3 separate regions of the Mus musculus genome follow, and all the other regions are linked to region 1. Evidence: chromatin loops called from intact Hi-C (ENCODE). Cell type or tissue: gastrocnemius. All regions are shown on one strand. Links, peaks and the distances in the headings refer to the core of each region. The heading gives the core; the rest is flanking DNA. Region 1 holds the start of Cmtr1 (cap methyltransferase 1). Region 2 holds the start of Rnf8 (ring finger protein 8). Region 3 holds the start of Ccdc167 (coiled-coil domain containing 167).

Region 1 (10,408 bases), core at 1,759-6,758:
GTATTTATGGTTTAAAATTATTATTAAATAATTATAAAAATGTTAAATAACATAACAAACATGATAAATGTAATATAATAAACAACATTATAAAATTGTTAAATAATATAATACATTATTATTATTATTATTATTATTATTATTATTATTATTATGAGTTTCACAATATAACTCTGTCTGGCCTTGAACTCACAGAGATTCTTCTGCCTCTGCTTGCTGAGGTCTGGGATTAAGGGTGTGTGCCACTCCTCTTTCTTTAGGTAGATTTTCATTCTGTAGCCCAGGCTGGCCCAGAACTCAATATATCAATATGTAGCATAGTGCTGCCTTAGACTTGTGGCAGCCCAAGACTACAAGACCCTGAGTTAAAAATAATTTTTTCTGTATCAAATGTTTTTTTTTTCTTTTTAAAGATTTATTTATTTATTTATTTATTTATTTATTTATGTTTTTTTTTGTTTGTTTGGTTTTGGTTTTGGTTTTTCGAGACAGGGTTTCTCTGTGTAGCCCTGGCTGTCCTGGAGCTCACTTTGTAGACCAGGCTGGCCTCGAACTCAGAAATCCAACTGCCTCTGCCTCCCGAGTGCTGGGATCAAAGGAGTGTGCCACCACTGCTTGGCAAGATTTATTTATTTATTTTATGTATATGAATATACTATTGCTGTCTTCAAACACACCAGAAAAGGGCATCGGATCTCATTACAGATGGTTGTGAGCCATGTGGTTGCTGGGAATTAAACTCAGGACCTCTGGAAGAGCAGCCAGTGCTCTTAACCGCCTGAGCCCACCTTATGAAATAGTTGTTGATACTGTTTCCCTGCCCCATTCCTCTCCCACTCCCTATTACCTCTCTCTCTCTCTCTCTCTCCCTCCCTCCCTCCCTCCCTCCCTCCCTCCCTCCCTCCCTCCCTTTCTTCCGTTGTTTTTGAGACAGGGTCTCCCTGGTTTGCCTGGAATTCAGCTGTGTAGAGCAGGCTGGACTCAAACTCAGAGATCTGCTTGCTGTTGTTTTCCATTGATTAATTTCTCAGTCAGTTATTTTTTTTTTCATCTTCTGTCTCTCTACTGACAGTGACTTTCTATATTTTAAGATTCTTCCTAGCCGGGCGTGGTGGCACAGGCCTTTAATCCCAGCACTCGGGAGGCAGAGGCAGGCAGATTTCTGAGTTCGAGGCCAGCCTGGTCTACAAAGTGAGCTCCAGGACAGCCAGGGCTACACAGAGAAACCCTGTCTCGAAAAAACAAAAACAAACAAACAAACAAACAAAAAGATTCTTCCTGCTGGGCATGGTGGCGCACGCCTTTAATCCCAGCACTCAGAGGCAGAGGCAGGTAGATTTCTGAGTTCTAGACCAGCCTGGTCTACAAAGTGAGTTCCAGGACAGCCAGGGCTATACAGAGAAACCCTGTCTCCAAACAAACAAACAAACAAACAAACAAAAAAGATTCTTCAGGGCTCGATGGGATGGCTCAGAGTTTAATCCTCTTGTCGCCAAGCCTCATAACCTGAGAATCTTTTCCGATGGGTATGGTGTGGTGGGAGGCAGGATGCAGTGCCTGCTAGTTTTCCTAATGGAGGTGATGGTAAATGCTCTTGTGAACTCTGGAAAGGTTTTCCAGAGGGGAAAGTGCTAAACCCATTGTTTCAAGCGAGACCATAGGGATGCGTGGTAGGTACACACAGTATAACAAGAATTCTATTTTATTATGCTGAGGGTCATCACACAAGATTCACACTCTAAATTCCTAACTATGGTCCCAAGCTTATCTCCCCAGGGCTGCTCACCTGTTGGACATATCCTTGCTGAGGGTCAGTTCCAGTCTCTAACAGAAGTCTCTGATTCGATGGTCAGGATCCTGGGGGCGGGGGTGGGGGAGACTCTTCAGCTAAAGGGAAGATCATGCTCTCCAGATGTGCAGGACAGAGCATTACTTTCGGTCTCTGCTTGCATACTGTCCAGTAGATGTCATGGAGTTCTAGGACTGTATGGTTATCTTAAGTGAGTGATGTCACTGGGTTCTGCTTATCTGGGACAGCCTTGGGTGTAGAAGGGATCCTGACTAAGCTATTTTTACTTATCTAAAATGCATATTTTACTATCATCACTACATTCAAACTGGAGGGGTAAGTGGTCATTAGCATCATGAAGGGAAATGATGGTCCATTGAGAGAAAGCAGGGAGAGAAACCCTAGGGACAAGGTGTTTGAGAAAGACGGCACCAGGAGGGTGAGAAGTGATGGGCTAGTAGGACAAGGCTGAAGGGCTTTGAGGCCACCTAGAGAACATTGGTGTCATCCTAAGAGCAGTGGGAAGTCACTGGCAGGGTCGAGTCACTGATGGGTTGCCATAGGCTCACACATGATAATACAAACAAAGCTTCAAACAGAGGTGTTTGGAGACAGGCATCATAAGTTGGAGATTACTGCAAAAGCTTTAGGGGTGGGTAAGAGAGGGAGAAGGAGGGTTGGAAAGGGGGAGAGGGGAGGGGAGGGGGAGGATGAGGTATGATAGGGTAGGAGATGTTTACCTGACAAGTAGAAGGCAAACTTGAACTCAAGTCTCAAGTGCATTGTTGGCTTCAGGGAAATGAAGAAAAGGTAAACTCATCAGATCTCTGGACAAATAAACAGACTGAATCATATAGCGCCAGCCACCTGGGAAAGGGGCTGCAGAGATGGTTCAGGGGTTAAGAGCACTTACCGCTCTTCCAGACCTGGGTTCAGCACAGCACCCACAACTATCTGTAATTCAAGTTCCAGGGGATCCGATGCTGTCTTCTGGCTTACAAGGGTACTATATGCATGTGGCATACATACATACGTGCATGAAGGACACGCATACACATAAAATAAAAATAAAATCCTTTTTTTTTTTAAAAAAAGCAGCATTATGGGAGAACATATGTTGACATTTGAAGTCTCGGGGTTTAAGAGACAAACGCAGCTGAGAATGTCCAACAAAGTTATATTGGTCTGAAAATGGGAAGAGGAGTTAGAGTTACAGCCCATCTCAGTGCATATGGTCAAATGCCACAGATGCCATTATTTCTTTTAGTCTGAGGCATTGAGAATCAGATCTAGGATCTGGTGTGTACCGGACGAACAGTCTTGACACTGAGCTATGCCTAGTCCAATGTTAAATATGTCCTATGGAACAGGAACAGGTCTTTGACCTTGGCCAGTTTGTGTCTCTGACTGTATTCTTTTTTGTTGTTGTTGTTGTTTGTTTTGTTTTTCGAGACAGGGTTTCTCTGTGTAGCCCTGGCTGTCCTGGAACTCACTTTGTAGACCAGGCTGGCCTCGAACTCAGAAATAGGCCTGCCTCTGCCTCCCGAGTGCTGGGATTAAAGGCGTGTGCCACCACGCCCGGCTCCTCTGACTGTATTCTTAAATCTATATAATGACGATACTGTAGTAAGCTACCAAACTAGTTACGCCATGTTGTGAAACACTTTCTAGGATTTTTTTTTCCCACTTTCCAAGTCAGGGTCTTACAATATATCCCTGGCTGTCCTGGAAGTAGCTATGTAGACTAGGCTGGCTTCGAACTCACAGAGATATGCCTGTCTCTGCTTTCTGAGTGCTGGCATTAAAGGTGTTCGACACTACCACCTAGCTCCTAAGAATACTTTCATTGCTAAAACTATTTTGGGCAAAAATTCGTCTCCGGTCACTTCGACCAGTCATTAAATCTTATGCTAAACTGGTCTCTTGATCAGCCATAAATTTCTATACCATGTGATTGTGATTCTGACCTAAAGGTTAACTGCCTGACCATTTAATTGTTATCACTCTGCTTCTGAAAAGAAAAAAAAAGCAATGTTTGCTTGTTGCACATGTTTGGAGCTGCCTTTCTGTATACATCACAGTTGCAGTCCTTGTCTTTAAAATGTCGAACAAACTGGAGGTCCGAGGGTGCTTCCCGCTCCTCTGCCTGAGACAGCCCCACCGGTGGTAATAAATAATAAAGACTCCACATGATTTATTAAGACATCTTGGGAGTTTTCCTTCTTCAGGTAATCCATAACAAGATGAATAAACTGAGGTGAAGTATTGATTTCCCTTCTTTAGGGCGAGAGTAGACAAGGGTTATTTTCCTAGTGGCTTTTCTCTGCCCCCCCATTCTTTCGCGGTCCCCCTTCCGCGCAGGCGCCTCGGGTCCTGCGCGCTGTGCGACCTGGGCAGTTCCCCAGGGCCAAGCCTGAGCCCAGCGGGGGCGGGGCTGGCGGGCTCGTGACGTTATCAAGCGGCGCCGCCCGCGGGGCGGGTTCCGAGCGCGACCGCGCAGCTAGCCGGCCCTGCGAGGAAAACGAAAGTGAGGGAGGAGGAGGTTGCAGGGCCAGCCTGGGCGGCGACAGTGGCGGCCTGGTCCCTCGTCTCCGCTCGCCGGCTACTCGCCCCATCCCCTCAGCGTGAGTGCAGGCGCGCGGCCCCGGGGGTGCGAGCGGGCGGGCGCACGGGCACAGCATCCTTCCCCTGCGGCGGCCGCTTTGCCCGCTTTCGGGTAGCCTCTCTCTGCTCCTGCCCCCTGTCTTGTCCCCAGCAACCTCTCGGAGCCGAGGTTGCCGCTGCTGCTGGTCGCCGCGCACACAGTATCACACCTGACGTTTCCAAAGGAGAAGCTCCGTCGGGGAGATGGCGTTCCCTTCTTTCCCCTCTGCATACGGGGGTTAGCAGCGCTTAGAAGTGCCTGGTCACAGCGCGTCTGCCATTGTAGGTCACTCGATAGCCCTTTGGCCTTCCCCTGGCCGAGGAAATGAGAGGATTGGCTTGGATTCCCTGCGAGGCCCCAGTCGAAGGTGCTGTGGTGGAGGGGGACGTTCGTATCTGCCGCCTTGCCCTTCTACAAAGCTGTTTCCTGTTCTCTCACTTGCCCCATCGCAGACCACACTGAGTTCCCAGTGGCACCCCCCACCCCCGCTTCACCCACACCCACCGGGACGACTTAAGAGTTAAATGAGACCCATTTTATGTGCTGTGAAGCCTCAGCGATGAGCTTTCCAGTAGGCTCACCTATCTGTGATGTCAAGTAAAAATGTGGCTCCTCGGGCCTGGCTTTCTGTTGGCTCAGTCGCCTGGCTTTCCTGCTTTCCTCTAATAGGCACTGCTACTGTCACTTAGGAAATTGCCACCTGAGATTGGGATGATCGTACATTGGGTCCACAGGTTCATCCTCGGGCTGGAAATACGGAAACCTTTTGCTAGGTTTCAAGGGGAGGGATTGCTATATCCCTTCAAATTCCATTACTTTCTTACCTCGACTGCTGATGCTCATTCTCCCTCCACCCCAGCAAATATTTTGAAATAAGTTGAACTGGCTCTGATTTTCATAGACAATATTGAGTATCAGTTCATAGTCAAAACAACACATGGTCTTAAAACTATATGTCTGACTCAAACGCCAGAGAAGTCTGTTCTTGTATCCCAGCGTCCCTGTTCCCCAAAGATACCAGTGTACCTCCAACTTTTAAGTCTTTTCTCTTTTCTGAGTTCTTTGAATACACTACTTTTCCTGAAGATTTTGTAATTTTTTTTTGACTTTTTGAGACAGGGTTTCTCTGTGTAGCCCTGGCTGTCCTGGAACTCTGTAGACCAGGCTGGCCTCCAACTCAGAAATTCGCCTGCCTCTGCCTCCCAAGTGCTGGAATTAGAGGTGTGCACAACCACGCCCGGCCTGTAATTCTTTTTTTTTTTTTTAAAGATTTTTTTCGACTGTTTTAAATAGGCATGTGGGTACCTGCATAGGCCAGAGGTGTCTGTTTCCCTGGAGCTAGAGTTCTAGGCAGTTGCGAGTTGTCTGGTGTGGGTGCTGGGAATTGAATTTAAGACATACACATGTCTCCAGCTCCTCGTCCTTTTTTTTTTTTTTTTTTTTTTTTTCTTTTTTTAAACTTTATGCTTCTCATAAACCAGCTCCTGGCCATCGAGGGAAGCTTTCTGTTCTTCCATTTTTCCCTGTGCAGCGCTGGGCTGGGATCCAGGGCCTTGCATGTGCAGGGCAAGGCTCTGTGGGAGAGCGACATCCTCGAGCCCTTGGAGTTTGCTGCAGGTTCTCTACAGGTTTCCTCAGACTCCTGAGTATTAAGACAGAGGCAGGTGCCAAGTGCACCCAGCTCTCCATTCCTTATTGTGGAGTTGTACTTGTATTCTTAAAAATTAATGTCAAAATTTTTTTTATAGAAAAAAAAGTCATTTGTATCCCATTACTAAGTCATCTGTTGTCTCTTTTACCCCTCTTGGCTGTCACTCAGCTTGTACTTCCATGCCTTACGCTGTGCTCTTTCTTTTTTCAAAACAGGAAACAGGCCAAATCCCATCATTTTCCCCATACATAATAAGATCTTCATTGTTCTGGTAAAGATGATGAAAAAAAAAATCATTCTCTGACTGTCCTTGGAAATATTTGTAACTGTTACTTAGTAGGGTTCATTATTTGTTTCCAGTGCACATTGTTATAAATGGCCAGTATTGTCTCTAAAGTTATAGAATAGCAGGCACTCAAAGGCCTCTTCCTCCTGTGCCTTGCTGAGTTAATCTAACTTTTTGGTATCTGATGCTAATAGCACTGAGGGCTCTGATTCTGAGAGCACCTCATTTCCTAGGGAAACTAACCATCGTTACTGAGAAACAGAGCTTAGCTAGCCTCCCTCCTGGACCTTTCTTGGAGGAAGAGGCTGCTCAAGTGTTAGCATTAGGAGATGCGTGCAGTGGCCACATCTCATCCGGCTGATGATGGTTGTTACCTTTGGGATCCTTGCCTCTTTCCCAGTAGTTCTAACCTCAGAGCTGACTGACGGGATTTGTGGTTGCAGTAACAATGAAGAGGAGAACTGACCCAGAATGCACTGCCCCCCTCAAGAAACAGAAGCGAATTGGGGAGCTTGCCCGGCACCTCAGCTCCACATCTGACGATGAACCTCTCTCCTCTGTCAATCATGCAGCAAAAGGTACACTGGCCTGTGTGATCCGAGGCCGCTGGCCGTCTGGTGGTTGGAATCCTTAGTGCCTGGACTGAGCAGAGTGTAGTTCGCTGGCCCTTGAGCAAAATCAGCACATTTGGCAGAAAGATGGAAGCTACACTTCTACCTGATTTTGTTTTGTTTTGTTTTGTTTTTTGAGACAGGGTTTCTCTGTGTAGCCCTGGCTGTCCTGGAACTCACTTTGTAGACCAGGCTGGCCTGGGATTTATGGTTGCAGTAACAATGAAGAGGAGAACTGACCCAGACTCTTCCATTTTGCTGCTATTCTCCTACTAAGAGTAGGGAAACGTGTTTTAAATTCTAAAAGGTGGAGCCGTTCCAGAAAGTGCCTTTGATCTGTTCCTGGTCCTTCAGCAGGTGACCTCCTCACTGCCTTAAATCAGGTAGAAATGCCGGGCGTGGTGGCCCACGCCTCTAATCCCAGCACTTGGGAGGCAGAGGCAGGCGGATTTCTGAGTTCGAGGCCAGCCTGGTCTACAAAGTGAGTTCCAGGACAGCCAGGGCTACACAGAGAAACCCTGTCTCGAAAAACAAAACAAAACAAAAAAATCAGGTAGAAGTGTTGAGCATTGAATGTGGTGTTTTAAATAGATATTAATAATTGAGAAGCCCCTCTGTAGAGGTGGAATGGAGCTGCCTTGGCAGTCTTGGGTCCTTGTGTACAGTTTTCTCAGTTCCTTTAGCAGTTGGAATCAGAAATACTCAGCTGTGGTGGAGTGTCTCTCTGCCTCCAGCTCAAAGATTTGGTAGAAATATACTATGCTTTATCTGTTTTAACATTGTGGACATTTACAATATATGAATTTCACCCCATAATTTCGCCAGACAATTAGAAGTACTCTGTTCATATTAACTCTGACAAGCTGGCTTCCTTCCTTTTTTCCTTCCTTCCTTCCTTCCTTCCTTCCTTCCTTCCTTCCTTCTTTTTGTTGTTTGTTTGTTTGTTTTGAGAGGGGTCTTACTCTGTGTCTCTGGTTGTTCTGGAACTCACTATGTAGACAAGATTGGCCTTGAACTCACAGAAACCCACCTGCCTTGGCCTCCGGAGTGCTGGGGTTAAACATGTACACCACTCTATTCGGCTTCCACTCATCCCTGAGAGCTGCTCTATGGAACAGACTCTCACATGCTGCACTGCTTACAGTAGAGCCATAGGTCTGGAGAGCAGTGGGCTCACCCAGGTTGTCAGCAGGGCTGCATGCTCTCTAGGAAGGCTCTTGGGAAGGACTCCCCTTCCCTCTCTTCTGTAATTCTCTGATGGCTCACTTGGTACTGCATGCCTCTGGTGGTAGTGTGTCTCTCTAGTTTCTGCCTCTGCCTTCCTGCGTCTGCATCAACATTTCCCTATTAGGAGGATGTCAGTCATTGGATTAGGACTTATGCCTCTTTAGTTATCTTATTTGAACTTGATTATATCTGCAAAGACTTGTTTCCAAATACAAGTCCTCCCCAGTTTATAGGTGACAGGAATTTTGGAGGAGGATGCTGTTTTCATCCCAGTACACTAGCAGACTTGCCTTTTGTATGCCCTGTGAGATCAGTGGTTGACTGGAATGAAACTGTAACAGATTGTTGACTGGAAGGATGTGATGTTTCCTTGGTCAGTGTGAGGAAATGAAGTTCACTTTCTAGTGGTAGGCTCATGGGAGGACAGTTAGACATTAGCTGACCCAGTGAAGATGGGCAGCTGTGATCTAGGATGGACTCAGTCTCATGACCTTTCGTGTGGAGGTATGGGTCTTCAAGGTCTCAGTAATGATGGGCACTGTCACATCTTCTGCTTCCTGATTGGATGGGAGGCTGACACTGGAGAGATTACTTGAGCTGGTGAGCTTGAGACAAGCCTGAGCAATGTAGTGGGACTCGTCAAAAACAATTGTGAAAATGTCTGAGTGGATTTCAGGGTAGAAAAGAAAGTCTGTATGTGACCAGGGTCACTAAATGGAAAGCAAAAAAAAAAACAAAAAAAAACAAAACCCCACAACCAACAAAAAACCCATGCTGGTGCACAGGTCCTCTTGGTTGTGGAGAGGCCTGTGAGGGAGGGACAAGGGCGAGTGTGTCTAGGGAGTAAGTGCTTAGTGCTAAGTGTATCCTTGAACATGTTCTGCCAGTGACATTGTTGAAAAGAAGAGAGGACAGGTCCCAGAGCAGTAAGGTGAGCATATAGAGTTGGGGCTCCTTTAAGGAATGTACTCTGATTAACCACCTCCTCCTCCTTTTTTAAAAATTTTTTTTAAAGATTTATTATTATATATAAGTATACTGTAGCTGTCTTCAGATCCCATTACAGATGGTTGTGAGCCACCATGTGGCTGCTGAGAATTGAACTCAGGACCTCTGGAAGAGCAGTCAGTGCTCTTAACCACTGAGCCATCTCTCCAGCACTGTGTTTTTTTTTTTTTTCAAAACAGGGTTTCTCTGTGTACCCCTGGCTGTCCTAGAACTCACACGTAGACCAGGCTAGCCTCCATCTCTCAGAGATCTGCTTGCCTCTGCCTCTCAAATGCTGGGATCAAAGGTGTCATGCCTGGCTGACATTTTAAAGTTTTAAAAATGTGACTGTGGAAAAAAGAAAAAAGAAAAGAAACATTAAAAAAAAAATGTGACTGTGAAGTGTGATTACCAGCCTGGCACATTCCCTTCATTTTACAAAATAGCTTTAACCTTTTCTGGAAGTAGCTTCATGACTCAGTTAGGATTGACAGTGGCTGTTGATGTAAGGAGTGGAGATTTGGAGCTGGCCAGTTTCTCATGTGTCTGACAATATACCAGGTGGTTTCTTTCAGTTGCAGAAATCGAGGCAGGAGGCAGAGGCAAACCCTCAGAGGTACACACTTCCAGGTCAGTTTACTATAGAAAGAGGGCAGCCTCATAGGGACCCGAGTCAGGACAGGAGGCAACCTGACCACTCAGTGGTTCCTGTTCGCTCTTCCATGACTGGCAGTGGAGCAAATGCTTAAAGCATAATGATTGGACAGGATTGAGAAAAGATCATAGTGTCAGTTTCCTAAGAGCCTTACCATGCCTGATGTCTTTACTTTGCCCCTCCTCCTCCATCTTGTTGACCGTGTTCCTCTTAGGTTTTCCTGGACAGTGTGCTTGGACAAGTATGCCATCTTGTCACAGGAGTTGAACGTGCAGCTTTCCTCTCCTGGTTGTTGAATTCCAGCAGGGTGATTCCACTTGCTCTAGCTGCCTCTACCTGCACACACTGTTCAGCTAGATGGCTGAGAAATGCCCTTTGGGAACAATCAGAAGAGAGAAGAGTTTTAGTGACTTCCTGTCTGGACCTTGTGTCTTGATTGATGCGATGGTTGTTTAGCCGAACGATTCAATCAGTTTGTTTGTTTGACATTATTCACAAGGTAGATACATTGCTAGGTCAGCAGCCTGACCTTTATCCGGGAGAAAAGAAGGAGGGGAT
Region 2 (10,408 bases), core at 2,643-7,642, 46 kb before region 1:
AGGGTTTCTCTGTATAGCCCTGGCTGTCCTGGAACTCACTTTGTAGACCAGGCTGGCCTCGAACTCAGAAATCCACCTGCCTCTGCCTCCTGAGTGCTGGGATTAAAGGCATGTGCCACCACACCCGGCCTAAAATAACTAATTTTTAACTAGTGTGTATTCAAACAAATGTCTAGTTTTCATTTATGGAGAGAATGAAATATCTTTGACTCTGACTAGGAAATTGGTTGAAACTGGGCTGGAGAGCTGGTCCAGTTATGAACGAGCAGTTCCTGCTCTTGCAGAAGGCCTGGGTTTAGTTCCCAGCACCTACATGGTGGCTCATGACTGCTTGCAATTTCAGCTCCAGGGGATCTGGCATCCTTTTTAAGTCAATAAGAGCACCTTCTAATGTTATAGTCCTTTGTAAGTCCCAGGTATTGGGATAGCAACAGCCAGGGTCACACTCATGCCCTGGACTCTGGGACCCTTGGCCTTGAAGACTGAAGGTTCTGGAACCTGCCAAGGTCTGCAGGTTCTGTGCCCTGATCCTGTATCAGCTCTTTCTGCCTCTCTTCTTTCTTCCACTCTTGGGCAGGAGTTGCCAGACCACTTTCTAGCTTCTGTCTTTCCTTGAGACAGCCATAAACCATAACTCAAGCATGCTTCCCTCCTCCCTCCCTCCCCTCTCCCTTCCTCTCCTCTTCCCCTCTCCTCTATTTTCTCCTTCTTTCCTCATCTCTGTCCCGTACCCCCCCCCCAGTACCAGGGAGCAAACCTAAGGTTTTGCATGTACACCTTGAGCTACACCCAAAGTGACTTCTGTAGTCTCCGGATAGTCAACTCGCAGTGATCTAGTCCAGCTATAAATCACCTCCTGCCTACATTTGACACTGACATTGATAGCTGTATCACCTGCAAAATAAACAGCCCAAAAGCTCACACTGATGGAGAGGCAAACAAGGCTGTCATCATTGACTTTGAGGTCCCACTGCCCCCCACCTTAGTAAAATCTGACGTGCAATAAATATTTGAACTTGAAGCTTATCCTGGACAAGCTGATGGATGTTTGGGCCGGTGCAGGCAGAAAAGGAGTAGGGTAATTATACACTGACCTGAGTTTGTTCTAAAATAGCCACCCTAATTATCAATTACAGCAATTACAGATACGACCAGGATGGAAGATACTTGATGGCTTATTATAAGCACTTCTGAGCACGATGCAAGGAGTCAAACATATTAGACAGCTTTGTTGACATTAAACAGCATTTAGGGGCTGGAGAGATGGCTCAGCAGTTAAGAGCACAGACTGCTCTTCCAGAGGTCCTGAGTTCAAATCCCAGCAACCACATGGTGGCTCACAACCACCCCTAATCTGATGCCCTCTTCTGGTGCATCTGAAGTCAGCTACAGTGTACTTATGACAGCATTTAGTACAAAAGGTGTCTGAAGCAGATTCTACACCCAGCCCCGAGAACACACACACACACACCCCTCTGGTTTTCTAAGACATTTTCTTCCCAAGGCTCAGTTAGTAGAATGCCTTCCTACCATGTGTGAAGAGTAGGTTGTTGATCCCCAACACTGTATAAACCAGAGGTGGCGGTGCACCTCTGTAATCCTAGCACTTAGAGGAGGAGACTGGAGGGTCAGAGGTTCAAGGCTATCCCCAGCTACATATGGAAATTGAAGGCAAGCCTGAGTCACGTGAGACTCTGATGATCTTGGTCTGTAAGTCAGTCAGTAAATAAAACCGTTCCCTTTTGAAACCAAAGGCTTCCTTCCTTCCTTCCCTTTGCCAGAAGCATGGATCCTCACCCCAGAGTAGGAACACTGAGTATAGACAGAGCACCGAGCATAGACAGAGCAGTTAGTCTAGTTGGTGACTTTGCAGGGTGTCATCACAGTAAAAGGTGCACTGGTGGAATGCTGAGAGCGAGCAGCTCACAGACTGTGCAGAGCCCCTCCCTCCCTTTCCTCATAACTGACAGTCACTCCCTCCTTTGTGCTATCTGGGGCCTGGCTTTCCATCACTTACATTTGTAATCGTGAGTGGGTTCCACTCTGTGTCCCGTCTCCTGTTCATTTTCAAGCTTGTCGGAAACATGACCCCAAGGGCGAGTTTGGCTGTTAGTAATTTTCCACTCCACGCTTCCAGTTTGGGTGGACTGGGAGTGTAGAGCTTAGCAGAGTTTAGATAGTGGAATAGCTACAGTAGCAGGCGTTAGCAGGGGTCTAGTGTTTCCTATTCGATGGTAGCTGGCCCTAGGCTGGCAGGGGCAGCTTTGAAGGGAACCTTCAGATTGCATTTCTTACATTTCAGTTTGAATCTCATATTTGGGGGTGGGGTACAGAGGAGTGTAAAATAAAGGAGTCAGATAAAGTAGATCCAACTAGAATGTAGAGCCCTCAGTTCTAGCTCCCTGCTCCCACCAGACACACATAGGTTGGCTCATCCTGGGGGAGGGAGGAGGACCTCACTCTGAAGTCACACTCCAGTATCCACAAACCTCAGGTGTCTGCCTGTATCCTCCCTCACCCTAGCTCTAGGATAGGTAAATGCAGGCTTCCCTTATACAGCTGACTCGTGAGCACAGAGGAGGGAACAGAGAAGGCAGGACTCAGACACGCACGTCAAGACTCCTTTTTTACCCAGCTCAGTCTTTCAAGATGTAATGAAAAAAGCCTCCATCTCACCTCCCCCGAACCCCATGCAGGGAAACCCGATTCACATCATTAGCTAAGCTGCAGCCCAGCGACCCACCCGGACTCACAAAGGGAAACTGTTTGGTTTAGGTTTTTCAAAGACATGACTTGCTTGGATGTGGCTTATAGGTAAAAGTCTAAAGCTGAAGGAATCTCTTTATAATATTACCAGCTTAAAGAGAGGAAAAACCTTATTTTTATATGTCTCTTGGATAACTGAGGGTAGAATGTCACAGGTGAGGCCTTGGGGGTGTGGCTCAGTGCCTAAGTCCTGGCTAGAATGCACAAAGCTCCGGGTTCATCCTCAGCACCACAACCACTAATAATAATAATAATAAAAAAAATAATAAATAAAAGTGAAGATACAGCATAGGGTTAGGGGTGGCTACTGCAAAAGCTGAGACTACAGTGTCCTCCAATGGTAGCCAACAGTGATCAGTATTTACCAAGGAATTTAGCCTCCCAAGAGCTCCATAAGTGAGTGCTGTCATTAACATTGCTCTCTGTAGTAACAATTTTGTAGATTTGGTTTCTTTAAAAAACAAGACAAAACAAACAAACAAAAAACCAAGGGGCTGGAGAGATGGCCCAGCAGTTAAGAGCACTGACTGTTCTTCAGAAGGTCCTGAGTTCAAATCCCAGCAACCACATGGTGGCTCACAACCATCCTTAAATGAGATTTGATGCCCTCTTCTGGCGCATCTGAAGACAGCAACAGTGTTCTTACACATAATAATAAATAAATCAAAAAAACAAAACAAAACAAAAAACAGCCGAGTAGTGGTGGTGCATGCCTTTAAATCCCAGCACTTGGGAGGCAGAGGCAGACAGATTTCTGAGTTCGAGGCCAGCCTGGTCTACAAAGTGAGTTCCAGGACAGCCAGGGCTATACAGAGAAACTCTGTCTCGAAACAACAACAACAACAAAAAACAACATCAGGTACGAGAAATGGCACATCAAGATGAGCTGCTCATCCAGAGGACATGGCTTTGGTGCCCAGCACCCACATGATGGCTCACTATCTGTTACCTCAGCTCCAGGGGATCTGATATCCTCTTCTGGACATCACAGGCACTAGGCACACGCGTGGTACATACATACATGTTGGCAAGACACATACATAAAAATAAACCGAACCAAAACAATCCATAAAAATAATAAACTCCAGTTCCAGGGGATCCAACAACCTCTTCTGGTTTCTGCAGCCATTGGGCATGCACTTGGCTCAGAGACATACATGCAGGCAAAACATGTACACATATATCTTTTTTTTATTTTTTTTAAGATTTATTTATTATATGTAAGTACACTGTTGCTGTTTTCAGACACACCAGAAGAGGGCACCAGATCTCATGATCTCCTTTCGGGTGGTTGTGAGCCACCATGTGGTTGCTGGGATTTGAACTCAGGATCTTCAGAAGAGCAGTCCGTGCTCTTAACCGCTGAGCCATCTCTCCAGCCCATACACACATATCTTAAACACCCAAACTTCAGCGTGGAGAGAGAAGGGAGAGTTTCATCTCCCTAGCCCCTTCAAGCCCATTTCCATTCCTTCTGTACCCTGTATGAGCCCCAGGTAATGCGATCCATCTCTACAGATTTGCCTGGTATAATTTTTAAAGATTCAGAAACAAAATGAGGTCATGAAAAACAAATAGATGCTAAATAGGAATAGACTGAATCAACCTTAAAATGATCAGACTTTTCTAAATCACTCAAAAGTGGGTTATAATGGGGTGGAGGTATAATTTAGCTACAGAGTACATCCTTGGCTGTGTGTTCAATGTTCAGAATCTCCTACTCCCAACCCAAAGTAGGCTATAGTTCTCAATAAAATGGTTATGGCCGTCATCACCGTGTTATAAAGCAATTTTTGTTTGTTTTGTAGACACGGTCTCATATCCCAGGCTGGCCTCTAACTCACTGCATAGCGGTAGATGCCCTTGAACTCCTCATCCTCCACCACACTCTGCCAAAGGAAAAAGGGGTGGGATACAAATAAAGGTTCAGGTTCATTGCTGCTGGATCTGGGGTACTGGCTTTGGAGAGCGCAGAGAGGAAAGAAGGTATTGGGAAAGTCATTATTATACTCACGAACCCAAGGAAAGAGAGTGTTTCTGTTGTTTACTATAATTTTTAATCTATAACTTTTAAGTGTTTATTACTCTGCGCGCACACAGGCGCGCGCGCACACCCACACCCACCCGCTAGGGTGCGCATTTGGAAGTCAGAGGCCAATTTGAAAAGTCAGTTTTCCCCAGCCACCATATAGGTGAAGCCTGAGCATCGTCTCCACGCTTGCCAGCAAGTAGCTTTACTCGTTGAGCCATCCTCCAAGTCCTAAAATCTATGCTTTAGTTTAGGATTTTGTCCGCAGCAGACGTTACGCTCGTCCTTCTTCAGGCTCACACCTGCGCACTTCCCGCCCGCCTCCCGCTGCGCACGCGCACTGCCCGCCTTCCCAGGCCTGGGGCGGGCCCGCGCTCTCAACGCGGTCGATCCCCGGGCGATTGCTTCTGTCTTGTGTGTAGATTAAGTTGCGCGAGAGGAACCTCGGAGGCGGCCGGAGCTCAGGCTAGAGGTTGGCTGGTTGCTGAACGCTGCCCCAGTGCCGGTCGGGCCATGGGCGAGCCCGACCCCTTGGTCTCGGGGCAGCTCGCGGCCCGCCGGAGCTGGTGCTTGCGGCGGCTGGGGATGGACTGCGAGTGGCTGCAGCTGGAGGCTGGGACTGAGGTGAGGGCGAGAGGCCTGGCGAGCTGCGGGAGCGGGGGAAGGCCGCGCACACCGGTCGGCGGGGAGGCGCCGAGGCAGCGGGCTCCGGCCACCTCAGGGCCCGGAGGGACCGGGCCGCGAGGCCAGGCGAGTCCGCGGCTTGAGGCCCGAGCTGGAGGGCGGCTGCGCGGGAGCGGGACCCGTGCCGGAGCCGCTGTAACGGACGCGGGCCTCCCAGCGAGGAGAAGGATGGGGTCGAGAACAGGCACTGTCCCAGTTAAGGGTCTATCAGAGACGGAGAAACTGAGGCAGAGGCGTCCCCACTGATTCCTAGGAGTGGCGAACCTGTCTAGGGAGTCTGAAGATGGACGCCTGGAAGGCTGCGGAGGGCGTGGACTCTCTGGAGTTGATTTTAAGTGTGATCAGGAGTTTAAGGGTAGCATGCCTAAACCCCTCGAACTGTAATACTGAAAATAAAAGTCTTCCATTCCATCTCCGAGGGGAACTGGAGCGTCGGGGTGGGCCACTCCTGAAGTGGGTCAGCCTTCTCTCCAGAAACTGCTCACAATGTAAAGCTGACTTAAAAGGCCGGTGCTGGGGATTGAACGCAGGGTCACAGAACTTGGAAGGCAAGGACTCTACCAAATGAGCTGTATCTGCAGCTCCACAAACGCAAAATTAGAAACAAAGACAAAGTGGGAGGAACAGTTCTAAGTGGGGGAGAGGTGCTGGGTGCTGTTGTGGGCTTTCAATCCTTGCAGTCTGCTCTGGAAGCAGAACTGGGTCAGGGATGCGCTTGCAATGTAGAATCCTTGAGGTTTTGGAAAGCCTGTACAGTACTGAATGTTGGTCATGTGTACTGGCTGGTCTTTTGTCAACTTGGCACACAAACCAGAGTCCTCTGAAAAGAGGGAAACTTAATTGAGCAAATGTCTCCATAAGATCCAGCTGTAAGGCATTTTCTTAATTAGTGATTGATAGGGGAGGGCCCAGCCCATTGTGAGTGGGGTTGTCCCTTGGCTGGTGCACCTGTGTTCTATAAGAAAGCAGGCTGAACAAACCAGTCAGCAGCACCCCTCCATGGCCTCTGCATCAGCTCCCGCCTCCAGGTTCCTGCCCTGTGTGAGTTTTTGTCCTGACTTCCATTGATGAGGGACTGCACTTCAGAAGTGTAAGCTGAAAAAAAAAAAAAAAACCCAAACCCTTTCTTCCCCAACTTGCTTTTTGGTCATGGTGTTTCCTTGCAAGAATAATAACCCTGAAACATCATATAAGATAAATTCAGTGAATTGGTAAGTTCGGTTTTTCTGATAAGCTGCATATTCTCAATTGAGAGGCGAATGTAGGGATTTATGGTTTGAACCAGGGGAAGAGAATTTACACAGTGAAGGAGCCTGAGAACGTCTGGGTGGGCCAAGGTGTGGCTTATTTAGTGATATTCTAGAGCAGGTCCTGCTTTAAATTAGGCATTAGAGGGCTGTTTATTTTTACCTATGAGGTCTTACTATTTTTCATCTTCATTAATCTGATCCCTGAGCATTTACTAGTCTCTCACAACCCTAGAGGGAAACTTAAGTGTTGACTTGTTCACTGAGACTCAGTTCTGTGGACTAATCTATTACTCCTGGCTAGTTGGGCACTCCTGGAGTAACGAGGGCAAGAGGACCGACCGTAAAGCACTATTGAACATACTCAGTACTGTTCCTTTGATCTGTGTGGAATTACATCTATGGGGCAAGACTCAGACAAACCAAGAGAAAGCTGAAGACTGAGGGCCTTGGGGGCCTGTGTGTAAGGGAAGCAAGCCTGCCTGGTGACCTGCAAAGTCAGGTTGCAGGCAGCGTTTGGAGCATAGCCTGCAGGGTGTATAAAGAGTTTGACTCAAAGCCAGGATGAGATCTGACTGTGGATCTCAGGTGATATAGCCCAGGTGGGTTTGCAAAAGGTTTTGAGAGGTGTGCCTGGTATCAGCCAATCATAACAGCTAAAGCAGGTTGGCTCCTGCCTTCCCAGTTCTTCCCCTCAAAGCTTCATTATGCAGATAGAAACCTCTAAGAACATGGACGGATCTAAATATCACACTGAAGGGAATCCTTTAGTTAATTATTTGTCTTTAAGCTTCCTGAACCAATCTGGAGAGTTTGGTGTAAGCACAAATGAACAGGGGTTGATTGCAGGTGAGTGAGCCACTTGCAGGCCTGCAGGGAACAGCTGTACGGGATTCCTGCTGCCTACTACCTGCCACCTGCCTACCTGCTTCTCTTGTGTTTGGTTTCCATGACTCTGAGTGAGTGGGGGAGGGGAAGAGGTGGGATGGCTCCCGAGTACGTCCTGGTTCTCTCGGCATCAGGGCCCTGCAGAGGAGGACAGGGCTGGAGATGGTGGTCAAGAGCAAGGAGGTGGTCAAGAGCAAGGACGTGTCTAGATCCTTGTCTGTGCTAAAGGCTGGAAGGGGAGCAGTTACCATGGGGAGCAGTGCTGAAATGGAAGCAGTGTGAAGGCCAGGACAGGGAAGGCGAGAAGGACGGAGGGCATTTCCTCTCTCTGAATTCTAAAGTCCTCTCAGAACAAGGTGCTTTCCCCCTCTGATGGCAGACAGGCTGTCTCCCATCCTGTCAAATGGAATATGGAATATTTTCTCTACAGTTGCTCAGAACTGTAAGCTCCTCTTCCCAGTCTCACCCCCTCAGGGCCTATGCTAATTAATTACACTTGCTACCAGAGATAGCAGTTGTTAGTGGACAGGAACGGTAGATGGTCCCCAAACACTCCCTCCCCCATCACCACGCTAGTCCTCAACCCTGGACGTTCTCCATTTGAAAAAAATGTGTGGGTGTGGTGGTCTGCATGTTGTGGTGTATACAGTGTATATGCATACTGGTCAGAGGACAGCTTCCAGGAGTCCATTCTCTCCTACCATGTGGGCCAAGATGTTGAACTCAGGTTGTCAGGCTTGGTAGCAAGTGCCTTTACCCACTGAGCTATCTTGGTGGCTTCTGATATAAAATAAGACTCAAACATCACCCATTTTGGAATCTGGCCAATTCTATAGACAGGCGGGCATCCTCTCCCTGTCTCCACTTGCTAAGTGCTAGGGCTCTAGGGGTTTCTCACCACACAGGGTTTGGGCAACACCCCTGTGTTCTCAAATATCTGCTGCACAGTGTGTTGGAAAGCAGTGCCAGATGTGGTTCATACTCTAGGAAGCAGTGAGGGCGGGATGGATGGTACAATGAGGTACTTCAGGGCTGTACTAAGCGTATGCGAGTAACATGAACTGTGCCTTGCCACTCTTAGGTAAGTGTAGTTAGTGTAGGCCCTGAGTGGGTGAGACTGGGAATAGGAGCTTTCAGTTCTAAGGAAAGAGCATTTTAAGCAGAGAGTATATATGAAAAGGCCCTGTGGTCGACTGGAGTGTGGACAGCTTTGGGTTAAGGCGGGTGTTGAAGAAGAGAGGTGATCTAACCTTTTTTCGTTTTCCCTCTTCAGCTGCTATGGGAAGAGAAAGACTCAGGTGCTGAAAACCCTGGCTGGGTGGACTGAGAGAGGGCAGTGGAGAGACCCAGGGCAGAAATGACCGCAAGACTAGGACTAGGTACTGTAGGACTCGGGAAGGAAGGACATGGAGTCGAAGGTGGCTTCTGTGTTCTCAGCCGAGGTCTAACTCGGTGATCGAGTCTATTACGAAGCGTTTAAAAGCAACTGATAAACTAGGCCAGAGCTGTCTCTGGTCTCTAAGGAGCCCGGAGGATATCATTCTGAAGGATTTACAAAAGGAGGAATGAAGGCTTGTAGAAAACCACAGACTATCCACGCCTTTAATCCCAGAACTCAGGAGGCAGAGGTGGGAGGTTCTCTGAGTTCCAGGCCAGCCTGGTCTACAGAGAGAGTTCAGACCAGTGAACGATATATAGTGAGACCCTGTCTCAAACAGGAAAAGAGCAAACATAACCTTGACTGTTTTCTGCTAAGGTCAGTCAGTTCGAGGCCAGCCTGGTCTACAGAGGGAGTTCCAGGACAGCCAGGGCTACACAGAGAAACCCTGTCTCAAAAAAACAAGATGAAACAAACAAAGAAACAAACAAAAAAAGATGGCTTAAGCACAGAAAAGAAGGAAGTAAGACCTGGATCTCAGAAGAACCTTATTTATTTCCTTCCCTCACGTGGTTGTGATTAGACAGGTATACCAGGAAGTGTGGCAGTTGGGAATCTGAGCTTCGTTTCTATTTTCTACAGAAACTCAAGCTATTCTTGTGGGGAAGCTCGGACTCAGGACTCAAAGACTTTAGTTGTAGACTACAAGCTAGACTCTGAAGAGTGTATACTCCACTGTGACGGGCTGCAGAGGTCAGAAGAGGTCACTGAGTCTGGATTTGGAGTCATGAGCTCTTGGCCACTGAGTACCTCTCCAGTCCCCACTTTATTTTGTGTACATATTGACTGAAGGCACAATATCAACTGCCATATCAGTTTCCTGGGAATCTACAGCTGGAAGGAACATGTCTGTCTGTCTGTCTGGTGGCAGATCAAAAAGGTAAAAGAAGCCTTACCAAGGCAGGGTGACAAGCTGAACTAACAAGATGGCAGTGAACGAAGCCAGCTTTACGTCCTGCATTTGAATGCACATTTGCCAGCCAGTCAGGTATAGAGACACAGCATAGTAGTCTTGGGAGAGGAGGGTCAAGAAATATAGTCATGGGGCTGGAGAGATGGCTCAGTGAATACGGACACTTGGACTGTTCTCCCAGAGGACTGGGGTTCAAATCCCAGCACCTGCATGGCAGCTCACAACTGTAACTCCAAGATATGACTCTTTCACGTAGACATATATACATGCAAAACACCAATGCACATAAAATAAAGGTAATAAAAATTTTTTAATTGTTTAAAAAAAAAGAATGCCATTCTCAGGCCAAGGATAACATGGCTGTATACTGGAGCACTGTGACAGCTGGTGCCACACATATACTGGTAGCCATGCCTAGGACTGGGAAGCTGGTACATGCCCTT
Region 3 (10,408 bases), core at 2,244-7,243, 57 kb after region 1:
GGGCTTTTATTGCACTCGTCAGATTAACAAACATTTTTGATTAAATCACCACTTCACTAGCTCTGAGCGCAAGACTTTTAATAAGAGGACAATATCTACTGCTACAGAGCATCAGTGCACATTCAATACTCAAGACCCGCTGGGGGCAACAGAAGAGGAAGCGGAGAAACAGCCAGATGCCAGGTCTCTGCGAAGGCCCAGGATTACAGGTTTCAAAACCTTGACTATCCCAGCAAAAAGTCATCCTAGTGACAAAACCGAAGATATATGTTTTTATACATCTGTATATTTACCAATATTTAAAACATCCATGCAAACATCTGTAAGAGCGTAGTGTTACTGAGGGGGTAAAATGTGCTGGGGATATAGCTCAGTGCTAGAGGGCTTGCCTACTGTGCGGGTCTCTTGTTAAATCACAGCAGGTTCTTCAGTCACAGCTGACCAGAGCTACATACATGTTCTCAATACAAACCAGCCTACGGTCAGTCCTGAGCGAGTCTTCTATTTGCCCTGAAACGTTACAAGCCAGGTCTCCAAGGTCTGTGCTGCTCTGGGTTCTTTTCCAGGCTCCCACAAACAGCTCATTAAGCTTTGATCACTAATGGTATTTCCAGCCCCACGTTCTAAATGCCTCCACAATCCTCCCTAAACAACATGGTCAGGTCTGTCACTGCAGTAACCATGATCTTGGTACCAGGATCAGCTCTGGTTTGCTCTTCTGTTGCTGTGATAAACAATATGACCAAAAGCAACTTGGGGAAGAAAGGATTCATTTCAACTTAAATATTTATTTATTTATATTATTTATATGAGTAAATCATAGCTGTCTTCAGACCCACCAGAAGAGGGCATCAGATCCCATTACAGATGGTTGTGAGCCACCATGTGGTTGCTGGGAATTGAACTCAGGACCTCTGGAAGAGCAGTCAGTGCTCTTAACCGCTGAGCCATCTCTCCAGTTCTCACTTCAACTCAAGGTTTATAGTTCATCATGAAGGGAACTCGAGGCAGGAGCTGATACGGAGACCATGGAGGGTGCTGCTTACTGGCTTGCAACCATGGCAACCCAGTACTTATATATATCAGCCTGCTTCCTTTTTTATTTATTTATTTATTTTTTTTTTTATTTTCTGAGACAGAGTTTCTCTGTGTAGCCCTGGCTGTCCTGGAACTCACTTTGTAGACCAGGCTGGCCTCGAACTCAGAAATCCACCTGCCTCTGCCTCCCAAGTGCTGGGATTAAAGGTGTGCGCCACCATGCCCGGCTAGCCTGCTTGCTTGCTTATACAACCCGGGACCACCTGCTCTCACCTCAAATCATTCCTCAAGAAAATGCCCCACAGATTTGCCCACAGGCCAATGTGATGGAGGCAATTTCTTGAAGGTCCTTTTTAGATGACCCTAGTTTGTGTCAACCAGACAAAAAACTAGCCAGCACCCTACCATTCATAAGGCTGCAAAATGGGTAGATCTGCTCCCATACAAAGCACTAAGAGAATACACGTTGTGTCAAACTCAAACACTTCAAAAGTTGATGGTGTAGCTCAATGGTAGATCACCTGCCTAGCAGGCAGGAAGCCCTGGGCTCTAGCCCTAGCGTAGGTAGAGGTAGATAGATAGGTAGATAGATAGAAGATTGATTTGTGTCAGCCTGACAAAAGACAGGAGTTTCTCCTCCATATTACAGATGTGGAAATGAAAGCAGGAAGAAGGGGATAGATTTAAATGGTTGGGGTGATGAAGGAGTCCCTGTCTGTCCTCCGCCACCTTATGCCAGGCATGCTCCGGGCACCTGACAGCCACATGGTGAGGAGAGGTGTGCTCTGCAGGGAGATCTGCTCCCAACTCCCCTGGTGATGAGACTGCAGCTGGGCATGTGGCCTCTTAGCTGACGAGCCCAGCCCAGTCTCCGCTGCCCTGCAGGTAGTGGGGGGTGCACCTTGGTTCGTAGGAATAGAAAGTGGGCAGTTCTGGGCCCAGAGTCCTTAACGCAGCAGGCACTTTCTCTATTCTCTTCTTGACGAAGAGCATACCAGTGGGGTGGTCCTAATCTTGCTGATAAGATGGCAGAACCCTGGTAAGCGGAAAGGCTGTGGACAGAATATATGCCACCTCCTCTTCTTACGAAGAAGTGGGTTTTGGTTTTCTCACTATTGTCTACGCTGACCTTAAACTCACGAGCTTCCTACCTCAGCCGCCTAAGCACACAATTAGCTTTAAATGAGGTCTCACCGGAGCTGCTACAGTCACACTGCCCACGGCCACCTTCATATTAAGACAGACTGATTATGTGATTGCTATACTTTTTGTTTGTGTATTTGAGCCAGGATCACATGTAGCAAGGGTTGAGCTATGAAGGTTTTGTGATCTTCCCCTGATTCCCAAGTGCTGGGTTACAGGCATTATGTCACCAGAACTAGCCATACGAGTTCTTACGAATGTTTTGCTTATATGTTTGTGCACCACATACATATCTGGTGTCCGGAGAGGCAAGAACAGCCCGTGCTCTTAACTACTGAACCTTCTCTCCAACCCCAGTACTTATATTCTTTAAAACTGAGATAACATTCATTAACAAATACTGAAGTGGGCTGGGCTTCCATAATGCTCTGGTCAACGTTATCATCAACTCATACAATGTTCTCTGGTGTGTACTTCTGTTAAAGAGATCTTATTTAATAAACGTACAGTTCTCATTAGCGTTGAACTCACTGCCCAAAGGACCACATAATACTGAGTTGTTCCACACCTGAAAAATGGTTTATGTAACAAACCGATTGTCGCTCTAAGCCCCATCACAGTCCTGGAGCACTAGACAGCACGTCAGCGCGGTGCTTACGGATCCCTCAAAGTAGCAAACCACCACTAAAGAGAACAAAAATGCAGCCAGGCATGGTGGCACACGCCTTTAATCCCAGCACTTGGGAGGCAGAGGCAGGCGAATTTCTGAGTTCGAGGCCAGCCTGGTCTACAGAGTGAGTTCCAGGACAGCCAGGACTACACAGAGAAATCCTGTCTGAAAAAAACAAACAAACAAACAAACAAAAAAGGGATCACTGAGGAGATAAGTAACCTCTGGGAGGATGCCTCGAGGGCGTCCAATATTTTGACATTGAAGCCTGATGCTGTCATCTACAAGCATGCTGTATCACATTCCTAGATGTACTGGAACACCAGTGGCCCAAGGGCCCAGGCTGAACATGCCTTCGTTGTAAGGGAGAGGAAACGAGTCCCCACTTCCAGGAAGCCCACCTGAGCATTATTCCCTGCTCTATCACCTTCACCACTTTAAGCTGGCTTCCGCCTTTTCGTTTCCTTGCAGTGTTGCTCTGTATCCCAGGCTGGCTTAGATCTCTGAGCCCTGGGACTATAACCATGTGCCACCTATGTCCTGAGTTCCACGTAGACCCTCAGTTCCCTCGTCTATACGAGCATAACAGACATGCAACAATTCATTGAACATGCAAACGAAACATGCATCAGACGGCTTTTTTTCCATGCATGACAAACTATTTTAAAGGCCTTCCCAAACACCAATTCTAGGAATCTCTGCAGATTTCCAAAGATCCTCAAGCTACAAGGCTGATACCCCACAGGAAAAACTTCCCCTCTCTGGAGACGTTTAAGCCACTAGCAGTATACTGAATAATAGCCTCGCACTCACCCTGGAGTCTTATTAGCTCCATGGTGGTCCCTCACCTACAAGTCCCGAACACCTTTGGTTCCCACCTGTCTCTTTCTGCTAAAGTCTCCCTTAGTCTCCGAGTCTCTCCTTTTAGAATACCCACTATGGCCTGTCTTCTTTGGGACTCCCCTGACCAGGGATGGAGCTGATGGTTCTCAGCTCCATCCCTGCCTTCCTCATCGTGACCCTTCACCTCCCTTCACAGCCTCTCCCAAAGCCACGTCGCCCTCGCTTCCTCCATCTGACCCTCGACGTCGCAGCCGCCGGGCCGATCGACGCCCCTGCGTCGGAACACAGTGACTAACCACGTGACTCGAACCCGACTTCTCCCCCTCACCTCCTGAGCGACACCAAGATTCTCCCGCTTCTTTTTAGTCATATTGCTTGCTGTCTTTTCCGCGCTGGACCAGCCCATTAAGTCGCACTACGCACGCGCAGGACCTCGTGCTTCTTTTTCATTGGTCGGTGCAGAGGAAGGAGGCGGGACTTCTGCGTCGCCATCTTGTTAAGGGGCGCGTCCATCCTGCAGCGGCCATGTTTGTGAGGGGCGGCCTCCGGGTATAAGATGTGCAGGGAAGCAGTTTCAGGTCTACCCGTGAGTGGAGACCTCTTTACGTACTTGAGAGCTTTTATCTTAACTTCCTTCTTTCTTTTCAAACATCTTCCTTCTTGCATCCCTCAGGGCATCCCTGCACCGTTTTTTAGGCTATCCTCGTTCAAATGTTCTTGCTCCTGCAAGGCTCAGCCTGCAAGCCCTGGCCCTTCAGTCCCAACTTGAACTGCTCTGCCCTTTGGGATCTAATATGGTCTTGCACCGTTAATCCTTTCTGTCCTGTGTTCTTTCGCATTAGCTTGTTTTCTGGTGAAATGAGAACAGCCTGCAGACATCACGGAAGGCATGAAGAAGGCTCGCAGCACACCATATTAGCCTGAGATTCCTAGGTCTTACCTGGGCTTCTGGCTTTCTTTTAGAGGCTTGTTCATGCTTAGGATTTTAGAGTGTTTAGACCTTGGACTTGGAGATGTTTTGACTATAACCCTACCACAGGACATAGACATAGAGCTGCCACCAAAGTTTTACAAGTCAGTACCTTTTCTTTTTCATTTTTTTAATTAGATATTTTTAAAATTTACATTTCAAATGCTATCCTGCAAGTTCCCTATACCCTCCCCCCGCCCTGCTCCCCTACCCACCCACTCCTACTTCTTGGCCCTGGCATTCCCCTGTACTGGGGCATATAAAGTTTGCAAGACCAAGGGGCCTCTCTTCCCAATGATGGCCGACTAGGCCATCTTCTGCTACATATGCAGCTAGAGACACAAGCTCCGGGGGGTACTGGTTAGTACATATTGTTGTTCCACCTATAGTGTTGCAGACCCCTTCAGCATCTTGGGTACTTTCTCTAGCTACAAGTCAGTACCTTTAGCATCTGTGAAGTGCTATGGTTTTTTTGTTTTTGTTTTTTTTATTAAAAGAAAAAAGTTAGCTGAGCATGGTGGACATATGAGTAGTCTCAATTATTTAGGATAGTGAGGTGGTGCATCATTTAGAGTCCACAGTTTTGAAATCAGCCTGGACAACAGTGAAACCTTAATAATAATAATAATAATAATAATAATTAATTTTTAAAAAATTGTGGTATGGCAAAAAAACTAAAAGTAGATAGATGTTGTCTGAAAGAGTGGGGATGTGGTTCAAAAAGCTGCCATAGATCCCTCAGGTACCTACGTTCCATTCTTGTACTGGATATTATCTCACACCGCAGGGCCTCTCTGCTTCGGGAACAGAGCAGGCCTGTGTGCACACACAGCTCTGTCCTTCCGTGTCTCTTTCTAAAGATAAATTTGCCCCCGTGGAATTACTAGGTCAGAGATGATGAGACCAGAATCGAAGCTCCTTGTTTCTACCCACTTATCTCCACTCCCGAGTCCGTTTCTCTATGTGAATAATAACCCCACCTCAGTGTTTGGAGGAGAAAAAAAATTTTTTTCAGATCTGTGTTTTCTTCATGATAGAGCCCTTGAGTGATGGGGCTGGAAGGGACCTGAGATACCATCTCACTTGGCTGCCTGACTGCGACCTGCAGAGGGAACAGGTAGTAAATTCTACCTGAACAGGACGCAGGCTGCTGAAGTTGTTTAGTGCAGTTCTCAGCTTAACACCCGGCACAAGAAAATCTTCCTCGAGAACATTGTCTATCAGCTGTCAATCAACAACCCTTCCAGCATTGGTTCCGTCCCAGAAAAAACAGACTCTGCTTCCCAATTATCACAGGCGCTGGCCCAGGGGAGGTGAGAAGACGAGAAGGAGAAGCACTGTGTTCTTTTAGAAGTGGCTCCTTCTGTGTTTCTCTGGCACCAAGAAAAAGCCACAGAACTCTGGGTGTGCCTCATGTGGGTCTCATCTCTTCCCAGTTTAGGACAAAGTTACCAAAGCGCTCAACTTCCATGTCTTTTTTTCAACAGACCTCCTCCTCTGGGTCTGATGATGGAATAAAATGCTCAAGACGAGGGGCTGGAGAGAGGGCACCACAGTTAAGAGCATTTTGGCCCCTGCATGGGACCTCTTGGTTCAATTCCCAGCATCTACACAGTGGGTTTTTGGTTTTGGTTTTGGTTTTTTTTTTTTTTTTTTTTTTTTTTTTTTGCTTTTGTTTTGAGACAGGGTTTCTCTGTGTAGCCCTGGCTGTCCTGGAACTCACTCTGTAGACCAGGCTGGCCTCGAACTCAGAAATCCGCCTGCCTCTGCCTCCCAAGTGCTGGGATTAAAGGTGTGCGCCACCACACCCGATTTACACAGTGTTTAATGACAGCCTGTAACTCCCGCTTATTAGCATCCAATGCTCTCCTCTGGCGTCCTTGGACGCTGCCTACACGTGATGGACAGACAAAACTCTGAAGCACAAAAATAAAGTAAATCAATCTTTTTTTAAAGCCGGTTGTTGGTGGCGCACGCCTTTAACCCCAGTCCTTGGGAGGCAGAGGCAGGTGGATCTCTGAGTTCGAGGCCAGCCTGGTCTACAGACTGAGTTCCAGAACAGCCAAGGCTGCCCAGAGAAGCCCTGTCTTGAGAAACCAAGAAAGAAAAACAATAACAAAAAGAACAACAAAAAACTCAATGGACTGGAACCAAGTTCTTTGTGAGTTATAGTGAAAGGGGAACTTTAAGGTGAAGCCCTCCTGGACTCCAACTGCACCGGAATCATTTTGCAGCTGTACAAAGTAGCAATGTGGAGCAAGGTACTTCCATTTTCCAGGCCTCAGTTTTCACATCTGGTAAGGGTCATCATGCCAGGTGTGGAAGGTCCCCATGAGACCTGCTAAGAAGTTGCATCTGCAGAATGAGTGACCAGGAGAGTCCACAGGACCGAGGAGCCACCAGTCACTGCCGTTTGTTTTCTTGTCTTGAGCCTGGTTTCTGTGAGCCTTCACCTGCCTATAGCACACGTGTTGATTTGCATTTGAGGCAGATACCTGGGGTGTGGAGTACACTGCAGCCACAGCATGCACAGGCATCTCCACTGAGGGGTCTGCCGCCTCTCTCACCACTTGTCCTTGAGCTGGGACATCAGTCACAGTTTGATGTGTCAGGGCAACACAAAATTGTGCTGATGGTGTGCTGTGGGTAGAGGATGCCCGGGCACCCAGTAATCCACTCAGGTCTTAGCCCACCCCACGTGACCCTGGCAAGTACAGAGACCTGCCTGCTATTCCTCTGAGGACTCTTCACTGAGATATCTGCAGCCTGGCCTGGCAGCCCTGCCCGGGAACAGATGGGAGTCCTGGGGGGTGGCGGGCTTGTGCATCTTTGTTCCCCAGCGAGCTGTGGGCCTGAGCTGTCTTTTTTGAAGGTTTTTGGAGTGGCTAAGGCAAATAGAGCATGTGTGTTGGTGGGTGGGAAACCTGGGTGACTTCTGGAAGGTTCTCATGGCACAACCTCGGGTTGGTCAAGCCTCCCCTTTGGCCGCGGTTTTCTTTCTCTGCAAAAAGGACGGAGCAGGGATTGCTCGCCAGCTTCGACACCCTCCATTCTGCTTTCATGACCTTGTTGTTCGAAAGATGCCCAGACATAAGGCGCTGTGATTAACTGGAAGGTAGACATATGCCGTAAGAACAAACTCGTTGTTACCCTCATGGTATCTTTAATCCAGTTAGAGAGACAGACTGACAGCACGAAGTAGCAAATGCCCAGGCATGGTAGAATTAAATGCCAGCTGCCTGGTACTTACTTTTGCTGCATTAGTGGCTCCAATAGAAGCCATAGAAGAGTGCCGTGGGCATCTGGGGTGGTTTGGCAGGGGCTCTAGGTCAGAGGGCACAGATGAGACTGCACTGGGTGTTGATGAGAGGGGATCCCAGTTGGCAGTGAACGCCAGAAAGAACCCTCTCCAACTTTGGGTAACAGCCCAACCTCCAGATGGTTCCTTCCGTCCTTCTCCTCTGCCTGGCCTTGCCTGAACTGTGGGACCCAGGCTCCCGTCCCCAGCAGTGCCCCGAGGGAGACTTTTCAGAGCAGGGGCAAGCAAGAGCTGCATCGTCAGAAGCACTTCAGGCAGGAAATGAAGAGTTTCGTAGGTGGTTTAAAAATACAGTGGGAGCTGATTTATGTTTGAATTTTGTTCCAGGGCAGCAGATCATAGCCCAAAGTTCCGAGGCAAAGGCAGCGGTGTCTTTATGGGCTGCTCGGATGGGTTTCATATCTTTGTGGGTTTTATATGTTTCAGCTAAGCCAAGATGCTGAAACATCTTTTTTTTTTTCTTTTTCTTTTCTTTTTTTTTTTTTTTTTTTTACTTTGCTGGGGGAACTTTGTATATACCATGGCTTAGCTCCAGATTCATTTTGACTATATTATAAAAACTAGATTTTTTTTTTTTTGCTCATTTATTTGGTGACCAGTTCTTAGTCAAGTGAAATCGAATAATAAGTAGATAATCTAGAGATTTTGAAAACAACAGGATGGGGGATTGTTGAAGGCATAGAAATCCAGATTATTTGATCCCTCAGTATCTGTTCTTGAAGCTTTCTAAGACACGGTCTTGAATTTACTAGGTAGATGGGGGATGACCTTGAACTCACGATCTTCCTGCCTCTACCTCCTAAGTGCTGGGATTAGATTACAGGCATGTAGCATCATGCCCAATTGTATGCATCAAACCCAGGGCTTCATGCCTACTAGGCAAGCATTCTCACTGGCCTCTTGAGAATGTCAGCCCTGGGGTCCGGTCTTGGGGTGCCCTCCCTTTCTGTGATTGACAGAGATTGCCATTCTCCACAGACCTGTTTGGGGATCTTGAGTTTCCTCGTTGTAGGTCTTCCCTGGCTCTGCTCACGCTCTCACTGACTTCTCTCAGCTCAGTCACAGTGTCTATTTCTTTCCACTTAAAGATGTGCATTTTTATTTGATGCATGCAGGTGTTTTGCCTGCATGGATGGCTGTGCACCATGTATGGGCCTGGTGCTCTTGGAGGCCAGCAGAGGGCTTTGGATCCCTTGGAACTGGAGTTACTGAAGGTTGTGATCTGCACTGTGGGTGCTGGGAACTAGATTCTGGTCCTCTGGAAGAGCAGCCAGTGCTCTTTCCTGCTGAGCCATCTCTGTGGCCGTACAGTGTCTATTTTTTAGCTCACAGGATGACGAGCATTTCACTAAGATACCTGGGATCCTTTTTTGGGAACACAAAGGAACATGAATACATCAATAAATGCATTCCGTGTTTGTGTTTGTGACACTTTATTCTTCCTAAAACAGTTTCTGTATCCATTAGCTCTGTGGCTAAGGAAAGGAGAGCTGGCTTAGACACCCCCATTTCCCAGAAAAAGGAATAGCATCCATCTGTAAGTAAGGTGGCCCACAGAAAAGGGCAGGGCCGTTCCTCCTGTGCAGAGGACCAAATGCCTCCTTTGAAGAAGACAAGAGGATGAAGCTAGCAGCTAATTAGGTGGTTTAAAAAAATCTTTTAAAATGTATTTTTTTAGTATGTATTCAAATATGTGTTTGGGCGTATATGCGGAGGTCAGAAGACAACTTGCAGGAGTCAAATTTCCCTCCAGTGGGTGTTGGGGATCGAACACAGGACGTCAGACTTGGCAGTGGGTGACTTTGCCCACTTAGCCACCTCACCCACCCCAGCAGATGTTCTTCCTCTTCCTCCTCTTCCTCCTTTCCCTCTTCTTCCTCCTTCTTCTTCTCTTTTAGAAAAACTAACTAAGCCTTTTCTTTTCTTTTCTTTTTCTTTTTTTTTCTTTTTAAAGATTTATTTATGTAAAGGAGTACACTGTAGCTGTTTTCAGACACCCAGCAGAGGGCATCAGATCCCATTACAGATGGTTGTGAGCCACCATGTGGTTGCTGGGATTTGAACTCAGAATCTCTGGAAGAGCAATCAGTGCTCTTAACCGCTGAGCCATCTCTCCAGCCCCAGCTTTTTATTTTCAGATTTACTTATTTTTATTTTATATGTGTATTTGGCTTCTATGTACATACATGCGCCATGAGTGTGCCTGGTGCCTAAGGATGCCGGAAGAGCGCATCGCATCAGCTAGAACTGGAGTTATGGATGGTTGTGAGCTGCTGTGTGCTAGGAACTGAGCTCTGGTCATCTGCAAGAGCAGAAAGTGCTCTTCACTGGCTGAGCCATCTCTCCTGCCCTTTCTGAAACCAGAGATTTTCTGAATCATGTAGGGGTTTTGTTTTGTTTGGACTGAGGTTCTTGTCTTTTTCGT

The links. Hi-C counts contacts between places; a loop is a spot of excess contacts. Peaks named below come from ENCODE experiments on the same cell type or tissue, not always from the same donor. Only the 100,000 strongest peaks of a DNase experiment are listed, where the experiment ranks them.
Region 2: it touches region 1 in a loop (1.9-fold over the local background); 8 of 42 quality-filtered maps call a loop at or near these places.
Region 3: a loop joins it to region 1, with 4 times the contacts of the local background. A loop is called at or near these places in 3 of 42 quality-filtered maps.

What each region holds. Positions count from the first base shown.
Region 1 is chr17:29,656,359-29,666,766 of GRCm38, forward strand. It overlaps Cmtr1 (cap methyltransferase 1), which reads left to right and starts at 4,237. Exons shown (of 24, transcript NM_028791.6): 1 at 4,237-4,413; 2 at 6,814-6,948. The coding sequence starts at 6,819. All of the region lies in intron 7 of Gm28043 (predicted gene, 28043), which reads left to right. Gm20161 (predicted gene, 20161) reads right to left here and starts at 1,971. Exons shown (of 2, transcript NR_167666.2): 1 at 1,787-1,971. In gastrocnemius, for the core only: no CTCF peak of the experiment used is centred there; DNase peaks (open chromatin) are centred at 4,236 and 5,982; H3K4me3 peaks cover 1,847 bases; H3K27ac peaks cover 2,037 bases.
Region 2 is chr17:29,609,660-29,620,067 of GRCm38, forward strand. It overlaps Rnf8 (ring finger protein 8), which reads left to right and starts at 5,130. Exons shown (of 8, transcript NM_021419.2): 1 at 5,130-5,419. The coding sequence starts at 5,309. Gm28043 (predicted gene, 28043) reads left to right here and starts at 5,130. Exons shown (of 28, transcript NR_132314.1): 1 at 5,130-5,419. In gastrocnemius, for the core only: CTCF peaks have their summits at 4,020 (motif pointing right) and 4,894; DNase peaks (open chromatin) are centred at 4,019 and 5,150; H3K4me3 peaks cover 2,115 bases; H3K27ac peaks cover 2,137 bases.
Region 3 is chr17:29,712,912-29,723,319 of GRCm38, forward strand. Ccdc167 (coiled-coil domain containing 167) reads right to left here and starts at 4,106. Exons shown (of 4, transcript NM_026782.2): 1 at 4,023-4,106. The coding sequence starts at 4,064. In gastrocnemius, for the core only: no CTCF peak of the experiment used is centred there; a DNase peak (open chromatin) is centred at 4,151; H3K4me3 peaks cover 1,391 bases; H3K27ac peaks cover 984 bases.